Regions from separate parts of the Homo sapiens genome. Here region 1 is linked to region 2. The links are chromatin loops, found by intact Hi-C in ENCODE. Cell type or tissue: mammary epithelial cell. All regions are shown on one strand. Links, peaks and the distances in the headings refer to the core of each region. The heading gives the core; the rest is flanking DNA.

Region 1 (8,345 bases), core at 302-8,301, 1.2 Mb before region 2:
TTCTGCCTCCTTTCCCTACCAAAGGCAGTACCCCCTTAGACCCAAGGCCCAACAAGGACTCCAAAAGATTAAGGACTTAAAAGCCCAAGGCCTAGTAAAACCATGCAATAGCCCCTGCAGTACTCCACTTTTAGGAGTACAGAAACCAAACAGACAGTCGAGGTTAGTGCAAGATCTCAGGATTATCAATGAGGCTGTTGTCCCTCTATACTCAGCTGTACCTAACCCTTATACTCTGCTTTCCCAAATACGAGAGGAAGCAGAGTGGTTAACAGTCCTGGACCTTAAGGATGCCTTTTTCTGTATCCCTGTACATCCTGACTCTCAATTCTTGTTTGCCTTTGAGATCCTCTGAACCCAACGTCTCAACTTACCTAGACTGTTTTACCCCAAGGGTTCACAGATAGCCCCCATCTATTTGGCCAGGCATTAGCCCAAGATTTGAGCCAGTTGTCATACTTGGACACTCTTGTCCTTCAGTATGTGGACGATTTACTTTTAGCCACCCGTTCAGAAACCTTGTGCCATCAAACCACCCAAGTGCTCTTAAACTTCCTCGCCACCTGTGACTACAAGGTTTCCAAACCAAAGGCTCAGCTCTGCTTACAGCAGATTAAATACTTAGGGCTAAAATTATCCAAAGGCACCAGGGCCCTCAGTGAGGAACACATCCAGCCTATACTGGCTTGCCCTTATCCCAAAACCCTACTAACTGTTGTAAGTGCCTCCCTCTGCACTTCAGGCCATACATTTCAATCCCCGTATATTTAACCTCCTTGTTAAGTTTGTCTCTTCCAGAATCAAAGCTGTAAAACTACAAATCGTTCTTCAAATGGAGCCCCAGATGCAGTCCATGACTAAGATCCACCATGGACCCCTGGACCAGCCTGCTAACCCTTGCTCCTATGTTGATGACATCAAAGGCACCCCTCCCGAGGAAATCTCAACTGCATAACCCCTACTATGCCCCAAATTCAGCAGGAAGCTGTTAGAATGGTTGTCGGCCAAACTCCCCAACAGCACTTGGGTTTTCCTGTTGAGAATGGGGACTGAGAGACAGGACTAGCTGGATTTCCTAGGCTGACTAAGAATTCCTAAGCCTAGCTGGGGAAGGTGACTGCACCCCCCTTTAAACACCGGGCTTGTAACTCAGCTCACACCTGACCAATCAGGTAGTAAAGTGAGCTCACTAAAATACCCATTAGGCTAAAAATAGGAGGTTAAAGAAATAATCAAATCATCTATTGCCTGAGAGCACAGGGGGAGGGACAATGATTGGAGATAAACCCCAGGCATTTGAGCCGGGAGTGGGAAGCTGCCTTTGGGTCCCCTCCCCTTGTATGGGAGCTCTGTTTTCACTCTATAAAATCTTGCAACTGCACACTCTTCCGGGACGTGTTTGTTCCAGCTTGAGCTGAGCTTTCACTCACCGTCCACCACTGCTGTTCAACACTGTTGCAGACCCACCATTGACTTCCACCCCTCCGGATCTGTCGCGGTGTCTGCTGAGCTTCTGATGTAGTGAGGTGCCCATTGCCATTCCTGTCCAGGCTAGAGGCTCACTATTGTTCCTGTGTGGCTAAGTACCTGGGTTCATCCTAATCAAGCTGAACAGTAGTCACTGGGTTCCACGGTTCTCTTCCATGACCCATGGCTTCTAATAGAGCTATAACACTCACCACATGGCCCAAGGTTCCATTCCTTGGAATCTGTGAGGCCAAGAATCCCAGGTCAGAGAACAAAAGGCCTGCTGCCATCTTAGGAGTGGCCGCCACCATCTTGAGAGCAGCCCGCCACCATCTTGGGAGCTCTAAGAATAAAGACCCACCTGTAACAAAATCAGCTGCCAGTGAATATAAAGCAGGCAGAAAAATGTGAAAAGAGAGACTGGCCTAGCCTCTCAACCTACATCTTTCTCCTGTGCTGGATGCTTCCTGCCCTTGAACATTGACTCTAGGTTCTTGAGTTTTGGAACTTCACTGGCCTCCTTGCTCCCCAGCCTGCAGACAGCCTATTGCGGGACCTTGTGATCATGTGAGTTAATGTTTAATAAACTCCCCTGTATAATACATATATTCCATTAGTTCTGTCCCTGTAGAGAATTCTAATACCCCTTCCTTCCTTTCTCCCTCCCTCCCTTCTTTTCTTCTTTTCTTCTTTTCTTCCTTTCTTACTTTCTCTTTTCTTCTTGTTGAGACAGGGTCCCAGCATGATGTTCAGGCTGGTCACAAACTCCTGGGCTCAAGAGATCCGCCCTCCTTGGCCTCCCAAAGTGCTGGGATTATAGGTGTGAGCTGCAATGACTGACCCACAATCATTTTCTAAGCAACCTCCATCAATTTTTGTGTGCCTAATAATGGCCTAGCTTCTAGGAAAATTAAATCAAATAAGACAATGTACCTGTAATCAAAGAGCTTATAGTATATGGAGGAGAAATATTATAAGTCAATTATTATAGTGTAATGCATTAAATATTATTTTAGAAGTGGGGGAAGAGAGCAAGGTCAGTGTGTATCACATTGTAGGTACTTAATAATTATATATTGAGTAGAATAAATGTGGATTGAAGGACACATAAATGAATGGGTCTAATTTGACTGTGGATTGATAGAAGGAGCATGGCTCCTCTCTAAAAAAGAGGATGCTTAAAGTAAGCTTCAAAGAATGAAAAAGTATCAGGAGCAGAAGCCTGGAAGTGCACTCAAGGCAGTCAGAACAAGTGTGACAGATACAGAGAAAGCATAAATACCATTGTGTGTTCAGGTAAATGCTTTCAAATTGATGGAGCAAATAATTCATTTTGTGTTATGGCTGAAAACTCAAAACCAGTATTTCTAAAACTGAACTCATGAATTCTTCCTTAAAATTGTTTATTCTTATCATTCTTTCTCTTGAAAAATAATATCACAAACTAAACAAAAATCTGGATATCACTTTCCTCCTCTAATCTCCCACCTCTATTTAGTTAGTCAGTTTTGCTGCAGATTTTACCTTCTTATTATCTTTTAGGTATCTCTTCCCTCTTTCCAACAAATTCTTCAGCCAGGTCTCATATCCTTATTCCTTCTTTCCTTCATTCATTCAACAAATATTTACCGGGTACCTATTAGTTTACCCACATTGCTAACAAAGTAATATTTCAAATCTATAAATTTGATCATGTCTCTCCTCATGTATTTAGAAAAAGCCATAAAGACTTAGCTAAAGAATTCAGAGTTTACTCTGCAAGCTAAAGGAATCCATTGAAAGCTGAGAGTGATATGTCTCCATTTGCATTTTAGAAAAACACTAAAAGGACCAAAGATGGGGCCCTGGAGAACAACTCACTGAGGTGATACATGATAGGAGTGGAGCTGGTGACAGATACTAAAGTGCAATGGAATTAATATTGGAAGAGCATGGAGTAGCCACAAGAATATGGAGTTTTTAAAGGAGAAAGTTCATAAAGAGATTTTTATCACCTTAACTCTCACCAAGAGAGGGCAGGCTCTCACCAATATCTATCTTTCTTCTTTTGGGGCAGTGAGTGAGGCAATTGGAGAGGTTCCTACCTTAGGAGTTGAAGGTAGAATGTGAGGAGTGTCAGAAAATAATTCCCTTACTCTGCCCAGCTTTTCATCTCATGACACCTTGGCTTGATACTTAAACCTATGGTAAACAGGAAAGAAAAGCTACAATTTGCAAAGTCAGTCCTGTTCTCATCATTGTGAATTCACTCCCTGTCACCATCCACCACTCACCATTATCCTCTTTGAACCATGGTGGGCAATTCATATTTTGTTCCCAGAATGATCTGAAATGGGTGAAAAGAAGACTATATTAAAAAATCTATCTACTATTCTGAATTTTAAGTTTTTTTCTATTCTATTCCATATCTCAAATTGTATTTATTCAAAATTTAGAAGGAATTACATATTCAGTCAAATTATAGTATAAAAATGTTCCAGATAGCACAATGCCAGCAGTGAAAACATGACCCAAATATTCAAATTCAGAACACCCTCTAATTATCAAATTGCTAAGGGAAAATTAATACCCAGAATAAATTTGCTTCTAAATTAAATTCCTAAAGAAAACTTAAAATTTATCTCTCCATTATGTCTTATTATGCTGATTTTCAATTGGGTTGGAGTTTTAAGTCAATGGGAGTTCCTTCAGCAGCTGTAACCTGCAATTTCTTACACTGGGTTCCTTTAAAGGGGCTCAGGAATTGATAGGACACACTGGATCATCACAATACTTCTTGGTCAGTCATATGATTGAGAAGCAAAAAGCCTGTAGGTGCCACAGCAGCAGTACTAGCAAAATAATATAACCATAGTTTAGAACATAATACTATTCAGGCCCTCACCACAGATGTCAGCCAAGGATCATTTATTTAGTAGCATATGGAGGCTAGATAGAAATAAGAAGATAGAGACATTTTTAGTTTTAGCTTCTCTATGATAGTTGTCAGTTGGCTATCAATAATTTCCACTCTGTAAGTCCAAGGTTTTTATAGCTGCAAAAACAGAAGTCCGATGAAAAGCAGTAACAGTAACTTGTGCTATGTGCTTCTTCAGAATAAACTTTCATATTTTACATTTTTAATTCCATTTTTATTGGTTAATCTTTTTGATTGCAATGGCATTGTCTCTACCATTTATTTTCCTCTAAGCAGGACTCGACTTGTTTCCATTAGGGTCCATTTAGCAGCACTAAAGAAACACATTGAAGGTGGGCACAAGGAAAGCTCTGTCAGATTTCTTCTACCAACATCCAGGTCATGAAAAGTCTCAACTTCTACAGATCAGGAGATGTTTACTCTAGTCCAGTACTTCATGTTCCAGGCTGAGATGCCTCCCAACAGTGCATGCATGAAAATTCTGCTCTACCTGGTAAAAGTCTTTCCTGGTTCTAGCAATGATCTTACTCATTCTATGTATGACCAAATCCTAGAATATATAACAGTGCCTCTCCAGTTTAAGTTCCTCAAAACTCAGGAAAAAAACATTATGTTTGCACTTATGATCAGATTACCACTTACTCCATTTGAAGGCTTTGAAATGCCCAACATGACTGCTAAGTTGAATGCTTTTTCCTGATTAAACCTTACTGTGGTTCTCAGCTCAAGCACACCACTCAAATTTTTGCTTAAAACTTCACTTGCTCACTGTACTTTTGTGTTTAGCTACATAACCTAAGCCTGTTAACATGAACCTGCACTCATGTAGACATCCAGGAAAAATATAAGCTTCTGCTCACTTCAAGTTTCAAAGAACCAAGAAGCGTTCACTTGTTAAAGCTCTTCATTTCAGCTACATTAGAAAGTTTAATAGATCCGTGCCATATTTTGATCTAAAACTCAGTCCTGGATCTATTTTCATAGTTTGCCAGCTGATGCACCTTGTGTTGAGAATTTAGGATGACAACTGTACTTCTCCCTTAGTTTCGGGGATTCTGAATTGAAAAAATAGGAGTCAGATAAAGATCAAAATATCAGCATCATTTGTTGAAAAAGTGGATTGGAAAAACTTGGCCTATATTTGAGGCCACAATGGGCCCCTTCTTATTTTCTCCTTGAATTATATTACCCTTCCTACTAGCAGGCACAATGGCTGAAAAATTATAGGTTTCACTTTCTCACACTGCCCTGGTGAAAAGCATTCAATAAAGTTTGCAAGCAGGCAACTAGAAAAATAAAAAAATAAGAAAGGGCATTTCACACAAGAACAGTGACCTTTATTTCATTAGCTCTGCTTATTAGCAACAAAATGCTTACTAGTATTAGAAAGATTTGGGATATGTTGAGTGAAGACATTGGGAGTGGTTTTTGTCCCAATATTTCCAAAAGTATGAATATTATTATTTTCTGATGTGAGAAGGCATATAAAAGCACAGAGAGGATGATTCCCCCTGCAGAAGAGATGACAATGTTAAATACCACACACAAAAGTCAAAGGAAAGGTCAAGAAAGACGAGAACAGAAAACCGCTCAGAGAGTCTAACATGGTAGAGCTTATTGGTAATCTTTTAAATATAAGTTTCTGAAATTCTGCAATTCAATAATTCTCAAATGTTATCGTGCTTCAGAATTGCCTGGAGGGCTTGCTAAAACATAAATTTCTGGGCCTCAGCTTCTCAGAGTATTTGGTCCACCAGTTCTTTGAAAGGAACAGTTGAACTTGCATTTTTAACATTCCCGGGTGTAATAGTTTGTTTTCACACTGCTATAAAGACATACCTGAGACTGGATAATTTATAAAGAAAAGTGGCTTAATTGACTTACAGTTCTGCATGGCTGGGGAGGCCTCAGGAAACTTACAATCATAGCAGAAGGAGAAGAGGCAGGTGAGAGCACGAGAAAGAGCAGGGAAAACTGCCTTATAAAACCATCAGATCTCATGATAACTCACTCACTGTCACAAGAACAACATGGGAGAAAACACACCCATGATCCAATCACCTCCTGCTTGGTCCCTCCTTTGATGGGTGGGGATTATGGAGATTACAAATTGAGATGAGATTTGGGTGGGGACACAGAGCCAAACCATATGACCAGGTAATGTTCATGCTGCTGATCTGGGACCACATTTGGAAAACCACTGCTGTAAAGTATTGAGAGCAAAAGCCAACGTGCAATTATGGAGTAAATGGCCTATGAGAAAGTAGGAGAATGGTATCTTGACTATTCTTTCAAGAAACTTGGCTATGAAGAAAAGTATAGAGATAAATAAATGTTGGGACGAGAGGTTATATGGAGTTGAGGATAGATTTCCATTAAGTCATGCAGATATCTTCATTCTCATGACATTTACTATAATTGAATTGGTTTTGTCACACATTTACAACTGAACACTATTGTAATCTATCTTTTGCAGTGACTATGTGCTGGATATCTTCTATTTGCCCAAGCAGATTCACTCTCTCCATTATTTTACCATGTTCTGCGAGCTCCCTTGTCATCTGGCTTGCTGTTGGGTTTCGTCAATGGGGACCCCGGCAGAAATCAGAGGGAATGAGGAGGTTGAGGTTAGAGTATTGTTTCCCTGGCATCCTCCTTGCCAGTTGCCTTGGACTGGCTCTGTTCCATGACAAAAGACCATTGTTCCTCTCAAGGTGGCCATTTCTAAAAGACTGTATTCTTTCAGATTCTGATAACTGTTGTCTCCTTTAGTTCCTATTATTTGTATCCTTTCCATTCCCTAGCCAAACTTTTATTAATTGAATAGTCTTTTATCAGACATTCTTTGGATTATTCTATCTTGAGGATACCACCTAGGAAGCTGAATGATATAAGGCTCACACACGGCATACATGTGTGTGTTCCTGTCACTACCTCATAGATTTTCTTTTGAGTTACAACCCTTCCTCCACTTTCAGTCCATGTAACTCAGGTAGTAATGACAATCCTTCTCCAGATTTAGGAGTGGGCATGTGGTATGTTGTAGATTTCCTGCACAGTTCAGCTCAGAGAAGGGCATTTGATGTAATTTCATCCAGTGAAATTCAACCCCTAGACTAGATATATATGAAAGAGGTCCTTTCCTCTGCGATGGCTAAGCTGGTACTTTGTAAGCTTGGATCTTCCCATGACCTTTATCATCACTTATGAGATCCTGCCCAGAAATGAAGGACTACAGAGGAAAACAGAAATAAAAAATGAAGAAAAACAGATTTCTGATGATGTCTTTCAAAAACATAGATTCAGCTGAAAGCGGCTGCTTCTAAAGTGTTAGTATTTATTTTCATGTAATCTGTAATAGAAATTGCCTTTACTAATTTATTCCTATTTTCTCCCTTGTTCCATGTGTGTGTGTTTCAATTTCCACCTTTTGCCTATCTACACAGCACTGCTTTGAACTTTTTCCCGTTCTCCAGCTTCTTCTTAAATCCATCTTTCTAGACTCCAAAGGTATATTTGTACATATATGATCCCTCTTGAGCAACCTTATAAAAATTGTATGAGAAATAAATTTCACCCTAAGGAAAAAATTGATTTCAAAAAGACTTTGATGATGGAGTAAAAAATACTATATTTGCAGCCGTACCAATACATCTGAGACTTTCAGGTAGAAAAACTTAATTGTTGTGATTTTAAATCTATGGACCCTAAACCACAAAACTGCATGAAATTTTTACAGAATTACTTCAAACTACCATTTGTTTATACTTTGTACTACAGCTGTGTTTGTTAATCTACCATATATTGAAGTAAAATGATAATAAGCTAAATCGGGCCACAAGACATTTGAGGCACAGAAATCTAAAAAAGCATGGAGCAAAGTAAGAATATTACCTTGGGGGTAACAGATAAAAATTAAGTGTTAAAATAGGCATAGGACCTTGATGCCTTCTGGATTTTG
Region 2 (8,345 bases), core at 295-8,294:
CCTATTTGAAAGAATTTAATTAGCATTGCATTATTAAACTAATGATTACCTAATCCTCACTTCTACTTGATTCATAGGAGTTATTAGCTTAACATTAAATAGCAAATATCTCACTGTTGAAACTTCAAATATGTTTTTCTTGATAACTTTTTACTTTTTCATTTGCAATGTGCTTTAAATTGTAGCTTATGAAGCTGAGATTGCAGATTGGTCATTTTGAAAAATCATCCCTGAATGAAGGCTGTTATACAATTATGTAGAAAATCAAGACAGAGAGCTTCACTAATAAACTATCAGGTTACCAGAAAGAAGTTTCCTTATTTCCAGCAGTTTCCCAAACTTTATGTCCCAAAAGGATGAGGTTTCCACCTAATTTGAGAGATGAGGCTTTCTAAATGCACTTTAGTTTTTGCCTTAAGTTTACTTGGTCACTGAGTGATATACCCAATGACTTGAAAATATATCCCCTTGGCAACAGTTCTAGGGTCAGATGCTGAAATCCGTTGCACATGTGGGTAATTTATCCATTCAGTTGTTCATTGAGGGATGCCTAAGGGCCTGAACCTGGGCATACAAAAGAAACATACTCCTTGTCCCAAAGGCTTTAAAGTTTATAAGATAGGTTATTATAGGAAAGTATGGTGAGATTTAATCTAGGTAAGACAATAAAGTGATGCATTCCTGAAGAATTGGTGTTCAAGTGGGGGAACTGAAAAATAATCAGAAGTTAGCCAGAGGAAGAGGCTATGGAAAAGTTTGCCAGAAAGAGCAAACTGTGTGTATAAAGACCCTGAAGTCTTTGAGAGCACGATGCTTTTGAAGAACTAAAAATTGTGTACAGTTGCACTATGGAGTGTGAGCTAAACTGTAGGTTAGAGAGGCAGGCAGGAATTACTTCTGATACAACTCTAAGTATGAATTTACCCTAGGATATTTAAAACTGGGGAGTGACATGATCAGATTTGTGTGTTTGACAGATTCTCTGGTTGCAGGTTAGTGAATGCTTTGGAGTAACTGGGTCAAGACTGAAGGCAATGAGGCAGTTGTAGGAAGATTTTGTTATAATTTAGACTACAGATGACAAGTGTCTGTACAAGGACACTGGCAATAGCAGTGGAGAAGAACATGGAGATTCTGAAGGTATTTAGGAGATAGCACTTGGTAATTATTGAATGAAAGAGATGAGTGAGAATGTTCCAAAGATGTTACTGAAGTTTCTAATTTGGGCTGTGACATGGATGATGATCCAATATACTGAAAAAGGGAAGAGCAGCAGGTTTTCTGGCAAAATGATGAGTTTCGTTGGCTTGAGATTCCTGTGAGACATAGAAGTAAAAATCTAGTGATCAGTTCTATGATCAGTTCCATGTATGGGTGTGGTAGACAGTAGAGAGGTCTGTACTAGCAAATCAGAGGTGAGTAATTGACGTAACCCCATTCACCTCCAAGGCTTTGATTACCATCTCTCTGGGGTAAATAGATCAAATGGCCAATGGCAAATTTCTAAGGATTCCTACAGTTCGAGAAGTGATTAGAATAGTGCTGCTCAAGTCTGGCTGTAACTTAAATTCTCATGCAGAGCTTTTAACAGTTCTGGTGGCCCATCTCAAACTACTAGAATCTCTGGGGTAAGTCTATAGGGCACCAGTAGTTTCCAGAGGTCCCCAGATGATTCCAGTATTCATCCATGCTTGAGAACCGCTGGAGAAGAAAAGAGGCTGAAAAAAAGGCTAAGAGGGTGAAGCCAAAGAGGTAGCAAGAAAAATCAGGTCAATCTGACATTAACCTGATTAAAGGAAGAGAGTGTTTTGAGAAGAGGTGAGTAGTTGGCAGTAGTAAAGGTTGCCAAGACATCAACCAGGGTGGTAAATTATGAGGTCTCATTAGATTTAGAGAATTAGTTCATTAGTAACCTCGGTAAGACAAGCTTTAATGGTGAATCCACTGCAGAGGGTTGAGAAGTGAGAAACAATAGCAAGCGTCAATAACTTTTAACTGGGTTCTTCCTTCATTAATACATTTTATTGATTACTTATGTATTGGAAATACACAGTTGAATAAGGCATGGTTAAAGCCCTTGAGTAACTCAGTTGAGATGATGGGAGAGACAGGTAAATGGACAATTAATTATGAGATAATGTAATAAGCATGACAATAGACAGGTACATAGTGATGAGAAGAAATGAATGGGAGAAGGCTTCCTGGAGGAGTGAAATCTGAGTAGTGGACCCAGTTCTGACTGGTTTTGAAGAGCACATGTAAGGGCTCAATAAATGTGAAATAATTTTCATCTTTTTCACATTTGGGCAAAATCCCCTGGGATTTGCTGCACATTTCAGCCTCATTCCAAAGTGTCTAGGTCCGCCTTGGGTTCCAAAGACTCATATCAGGTAGTTCAGACAGTAACACCTGCTCCTGAAATAGGGAGCTTGGAAATGACTGTCTTTAAAAGCAGGGATTTTTAATTTTGAGATTAGCTGGAAACATCAAATTAGAATATGGAAGTGGACATACAGGTGACAGGTCTGGGCTCAGTGTGCTTGTTCTCATTTTACCTCTGAGAATTTTTAAAAATCATAGAAAATCTTTTTTATATAAACTATGTAAAACACTATAATTCACAAAAATGTTCAGAAAATAGATTGTAGACTTAGTTCTAAAAACCCCTTTTATGGGACTCCTTGTGTGCAGTGGATTAGACATGTTCTTTTGACATTATGCCCTGTGTAGAAAATGCTGGTCAATGTGCACCATCTGTTTGTGAATCCCTTCAAGGTCTACCTCACCACAATACCAGTCTGTTTTCTTGCGGAAGTTTTCTAGAAGTCATTAGACTACAATCATTTTGTCTGCCAGTCATTGTCAATATCACATTTTATCCTTTAAACTCTGCCCAGAGAAACGTCCTTTGATATCTGTAACTCCTCATCTCATTCTGATCCTCTATTGGCCAGGATAATATGATACATTCCTCACTGGTTTTTCTCATGTATTTTTAAGCCTTCCTATCTTCCTGACCTCCTTTAATTCTTTCATTGCTGTCTTTTTTTCTTTTTCTTTTTCAACCATCCTACCCTGTGGATTCCAAAACCAAGCATGGAACTTTAATACTGACCACCAAGCATATTTCCCTGGAGTATTTTCTGTTTACATTTTTGTATTTTCTTGTTTCAAAGATAGACAAAGTGGCATCCACACATTAGTGATTGTTTTTCAAATGAATTTTTAAATCCAAGAGATTAATTGAAAACCATGGAGGTTCAGAATTTTCTTTCCTTATTTTCTAATGTTAGAGGTTTAAATATGCTCTTTTAATAGGTTGTTTCAGAATAGTATAGGTTTATTCAAAATGTCCATAGTTGAAAATAATGGAAAAGTACTAACAACTAATTGTCTGGCAGCATCAGATGGTGGTTGATAGTGTGAGTTTTAATCCCTTCCTTCCCCACTTACAAGTGGTGTGACCTTGGGCAAGTGCTTAGTCATCCCTTGTTTCAGATTCTGCATCCATAAAATTGGGATGATAATAGTATTGTCTACTTCATAGGGATGTTATGAAAAGTGAGTTAATACATGTCTTTGCATGTATTAAAACTGTGGTACGTAGTAAGCATGCAATAAGTATTAGTAATTAGAGACTAACTTTCCCTCTTTAAATTATGCTTACAAAATGTATCAGCTGGGGCACATTTTTCAGCTTTAGTTATTAAAAAGACTTGCGTACGTTTTCTGTGGGATTTTGAAGAAGTCCTGGCAGAGACCCCAAACCTAAAATCAAACCCAGAAGTGACCTAGTTGTTAGAGTTCTGAGGCCTCATGATGACTCAGGATCAGCCCAGATTTATAAAATTGCAACCATAAAGCTTGGCACTACTCTCTGGGGACATTTACCTCTTGAACTCTTTCTAAATAGAATAGAATAAGATAAAAAAAAATAGCTGAAATAACTGGCTTTTTCAGGACTACAATTATATAAACTGTTTCTCACATAAATTGAGCATGATTATTGGCCATTGTGAGATTTTATTTAGGCAATATGAAAAGATGACATTTAAACACATTTTTTTAAAAAAACATACTTTGAGAATGGTTTCCAACTTTGATGTTTTGCTCTTTTGACTCTTATTCTCCACTAGACTAGCTGGAGGAAAAGAGTTCTAGAAGTTTGGTACTTTTATGTCCTGTATCACCTCTAAAACCCAAGGATATTTTACTTTCCATCACCCAAAATTATTTTTATTGTAGAATTCATAAACATCATTATCTTTTAGAAACATTGCCACCAGGTTTAACTAGATGTGTGAAAAGAGTACATAGTTTAATATAGTCAATTATTATATGAATTAGTATTAATGGATTTAGTAAGTATTAGGACTTAAAAGGAAAAACTAAATTAAGGGGCCATTTTAATTAAAAAGCTAAAGACTGCTGATCAATTCTTGCAGCATTGTGAGCGCCCTCTGCTGGCTCAGTTCAAAGCACCATAATGCACGTACCCTGAGGAGCAGAGGCATTGATTATTTATTGACCACCTACTAGGTGCCAGGCATTCTTGCATACACAAGCATAAGTTTTCTGTCATCCTCATAGCCCTGCAATGGTAAATTTTGTCATGTTCTCATATTTGAATTGATTTTCTCACTTTTAATATATTTTTCCTAATCTGAAGTTATGTGAGTGAAGGGATTATATACTTTAATTATTGCTTTTATAAAAAATATCTTGAATGAATGACTCTTTATAAAATATGGAATTGGAACAAGGGTCATTCATGTTTTAGGATTAAGAAAAACTTTAGAGTGGAACAATTTGAAATGTATGGGTTTTGTCTTACAATGGAATAGAGCTTCAGCTTAAAAAAAAAAGACAGTTGGTGGAAGGTAAGGGCTTTTACTGCTTTTCTGAAACTTCACATCACATCATGAGTTTTGAAAGATCAGGTAAGTATATATGTTGTCTTAGTAGCCAGAAAGCCAGACTGAGAGCCCCAGTCAAATGTCTGAATTGGTGGGGAAGTGACAGTACGATGACGCAGGTAGATAAAGCAGGCATTTACTTGCATTAGAAAGTCCCAAGCTCTCCTAGCCAAAAAGTATTTCACTAGCACTGTCAAAAGTTATATAGAAAGAAGACCTTAGAGTCTGACCTTTTCCCTGGTCCTTCTTTCTTTAGTGGAAATGCCAAAATACTGAGAACCATTCTAAATGGAGGAAAAGAGCAGGGCAAGATAGGGAACAAGTAAGTGACCTTTTTCTTGAACAAGTGAAAGTCGATTGTACAGTCTGTGGGCATATTTGCTATATTTTATATATTTTCAGCTAAAAGCTTCAGAAAGTGGAATAGATTTCAGTTAATTCATATGTCTGGAATATTTCTAGAGTTCTATGCTATAGAGTGAAATAACTTAGAGATCAAAGATGCTATTTTTTAATTCTAATCTTTCCACTTACGGATTTGGGCAAGTTATTTGATTCCTTTAAGACTCAATTTTCTCTTCTGTAGGGTAGGATTAATAATACAGCAATCCTCTGCTACTACTGTGGGTGTAAAATGAGTTAATGTGTATGATTACAGTTCCCCAATAATGATATGCCACATATATTTTATGAGCCAGGTTATATGCTGCATTGCATGTGCAGCTTAATATGCTTACATTAATCTTTAATATGATGATGCCAATGGCAACTAACATTTGCATGTTTTCGCTGCCAGGCTGTCATCCAAGCACGTCACACATATCTCATTTACTCCACAGTCCTTGCAGAAACCCTCGGAGATAGGCATCTTCTGAGGACCCCAGCTGATTCTGTCTTAAGTCATCCCACTCACAAATCATCCTTTGTAAAGATCTTCAAACTCAGAGACTGTTTCCTTTCAGACCATCTGTTACTGTCTTAAAATTGAAGAAAATAATATTTTGGAAGAGAAGTAGGGGAGAATCATAGTAAAGAGAAAAGACCTCTCCAAAGCTTAGATCTCTGAGAGTTTGGTGATAATTATGCAGTAGTACATTCTAGTAAAGGATTTTTTTGTGGTGATATAATGTATTTCAAAATTCCCTCCCTCATACATACTGAGTTCCTGCCTACTGCATGTAAGGCACTATCTTGAGCTGTGGGAATGCTGCTGTCAACAAAAGTCAATCTGCCCTCATGGAGGTGACATACAAGGTCAAATATCTAATCTCCCATAGTCCCTGTCACACTTGGAGCAATGACACTAAAACTGGTGATATGAATAAGAATGAAAGGGGGAGGAGTAAAGAATGTATTTAACTAGCTTTGTAGTATTTCTTTGATCAAAATTCCTGTTCATTTGCATTTATATACACATTTATATATGCTGATACACATCAGTAGGAAGAAATAAACTGTAGTAAGCATGCATTTTTACATTTTCTTTCCCAAATTAAAAAAAATAGGAAAGAGAAAGGCTTAAAAGGAGATGGTTTTTAATGTGGCTTTGTTTTTTAAATATCTAGTGGAAAAATGCATTCAACTGTGGAAAGAATTAGTCATTCTAGTTGTTTAAAAGCAGGGAAAATTATCACCATGTTAATTTCTGCTGACCTCTTTTATGTTAAACCATGTAAAGTACTTTTTCAATTATGGAGCTGATTTGATTTACTAAGAGTTTAGATGAGTAATTTATGAACTGAATTGAAAACCAGATTATAAATCACTTCAGCCTGACATTTGGATAAAATATAATCTGAGGTTGTTTATGGTGTTCTGTCAGAGAAATTCATGAGAATTAGCTCTCATGGCAGTTCTAATAATCGTCATTTTTGACCAACTTAGAAATATTGTATTTCTACCCAAAGACAATTTGCTTAACATTTGATATTTCAATAGGTAACTAAACAAAGGGGGAACAAAGGATATTACTTTTATTTTTAAAACAGTAGGTTTTTAAATAATACAAGAAAAGGCATAACCATCTGTTAATACATCAAGCTTGTCCATGTGGTCCAGGATGGCTTTGAATGCTGCCCAACACCAATCCGTAAACTTAGAATGGCGATCATTAAAAAGTCAGGAAACAACAGGTGCTGGAGAGATTGTGGAGAAATAGGAACACTTTTACACTGTTGATGGGACTGTAAACTAGTTCAACCATTGTGGAAGACAGTGTGGCGATTCCTCAAGGATCTAGAACTAGAAAATACCATTTGACCCAGCCATCCCATGACTGGGTATATACCCAAAGGATTATAAATCATGCTGCTATAAAGACACATTCACATGTATGTTTATTGCGGCACTATTCTCAATAGCAAAGACTTGGAACCAACCCAAATGTCCATCAATGTAGACTGGATTAAGAAAATGTGGCACATATACACCATGAAATACTATGCAGCCATAAAAAAGGATGAGTTCATGTCCTTTGTAGGGACATGGATGAAATTGGAAATCATCATTCTCAGTAAACTATCACAAGAACAAAAAACCAAACACCGCATGTTCTCACTCACAGGTAGGAATTGAACAATGAGAACACTTGGACACAGGAAGGGGAACATCACACACCGGGGCCTGTCGTGGGGTGGGGGGATGGGGGAGGGATAGCATTAGGAGATATACCTAATGTAAATGACGAGTTAATGGGTACAGGACACCAACATGGCACATGTATACATATGTAACAAACCTGCATGTTGTGCACATGTACCCTGGAACTTAAAGTATAATAATAAAAAAAAAAGATATAAATGTTGGCAAGAATGTGGAAAAATGGGGAACCCTTGCCCACTGTTGATGGGAAAGTAAGTATAACTATAATGGAAAATAGTATGGAGATTCCTCAAAAATTTAAAAATAGAACTATTACAAGACTCAGCAATCTCACTGAAGGTATATATCCAAAGAAAATAAAATCAATATGTCAAAGAGGAAAAAAAATATGAGATTTTCTTGCAATTTTTTTTTTAGCTGATCAGTTATCATTAGTGTCAGTGTACTTTACGTATGGCCCAAAACAATTCTTCCAGTATGGCCCAGGGAAACCAAATATTGGACACCCCTGAGCTACATTGTAGAGCTATTGTTCACAAGCCCAACCATATGCTACAACTACCTGGGGGGCTTCAAAAAAATTCTTATGTCTGGTTCTTAACCCAGACATGTCAAGTCTGAGCCTCTAAGAGTGGGGCCCAAGTGGAGGTACTGGTTTCAAACTCCCTTCAGTTGATTCTAACGTCCAGTCAAGGCTGAGTACTGAGTGGAAAAGGAGTGGACTCAGGATCACACAGGTTAAGGGAGAAAAGCTTTGGAGAAGGCCATGATCACAAGCTGATCATGTAGCAGTCTTACTTCTTCTACCAAGATTCCGCAGGCACAACA

The links. A loop is a pair of places that touch in the nucleus more often than their neighbours do. Peaks named below come from ENCODE experiments on the same cell type or tissue, not always from the same donor. Only the 100,000 strongest peaks of a DNase experiment are listed, where the experiment ranks them.
Region 1: a loop joins it to region 2, with 10 times the contacts of the local background. A loop is called at or near these places in 2 of 110 quality-filtered maps.

What each region holds. Positions count from the first base shown.
Region 1 is chr2:180,237,484-180,245,828 of GRCh38, forward strand. No RefSeq gene overlaps it. Among named protein-coding and RNA genes, the nearest start is that of EPCART, 120 kb to the left of the region's middle. In mammary epithelial cell, for the core only: CTCF peaks have their summits at 3,471 (motif pointing right) and 4,334; no DNase peak of the experiment used is centred there.
Region 2 is chr2:181,462,371-181,470,715 of GRCh38, forward strand. All of the region lies in intron 2 of ITGA4 (integrin subunit alpha 4), which reads left to right. Among named protein-coding and RNA genes, the nearest start is that of ITGA4, 9.2 kb to the left of the region's middle. In mammary epithelial cell, for the core only: a CTCF peak has its summit at 4,470 (motif pointing left); a DNase peak (open chromatin) is centred at 3,531; H3K27ac peaks cover 658 bases.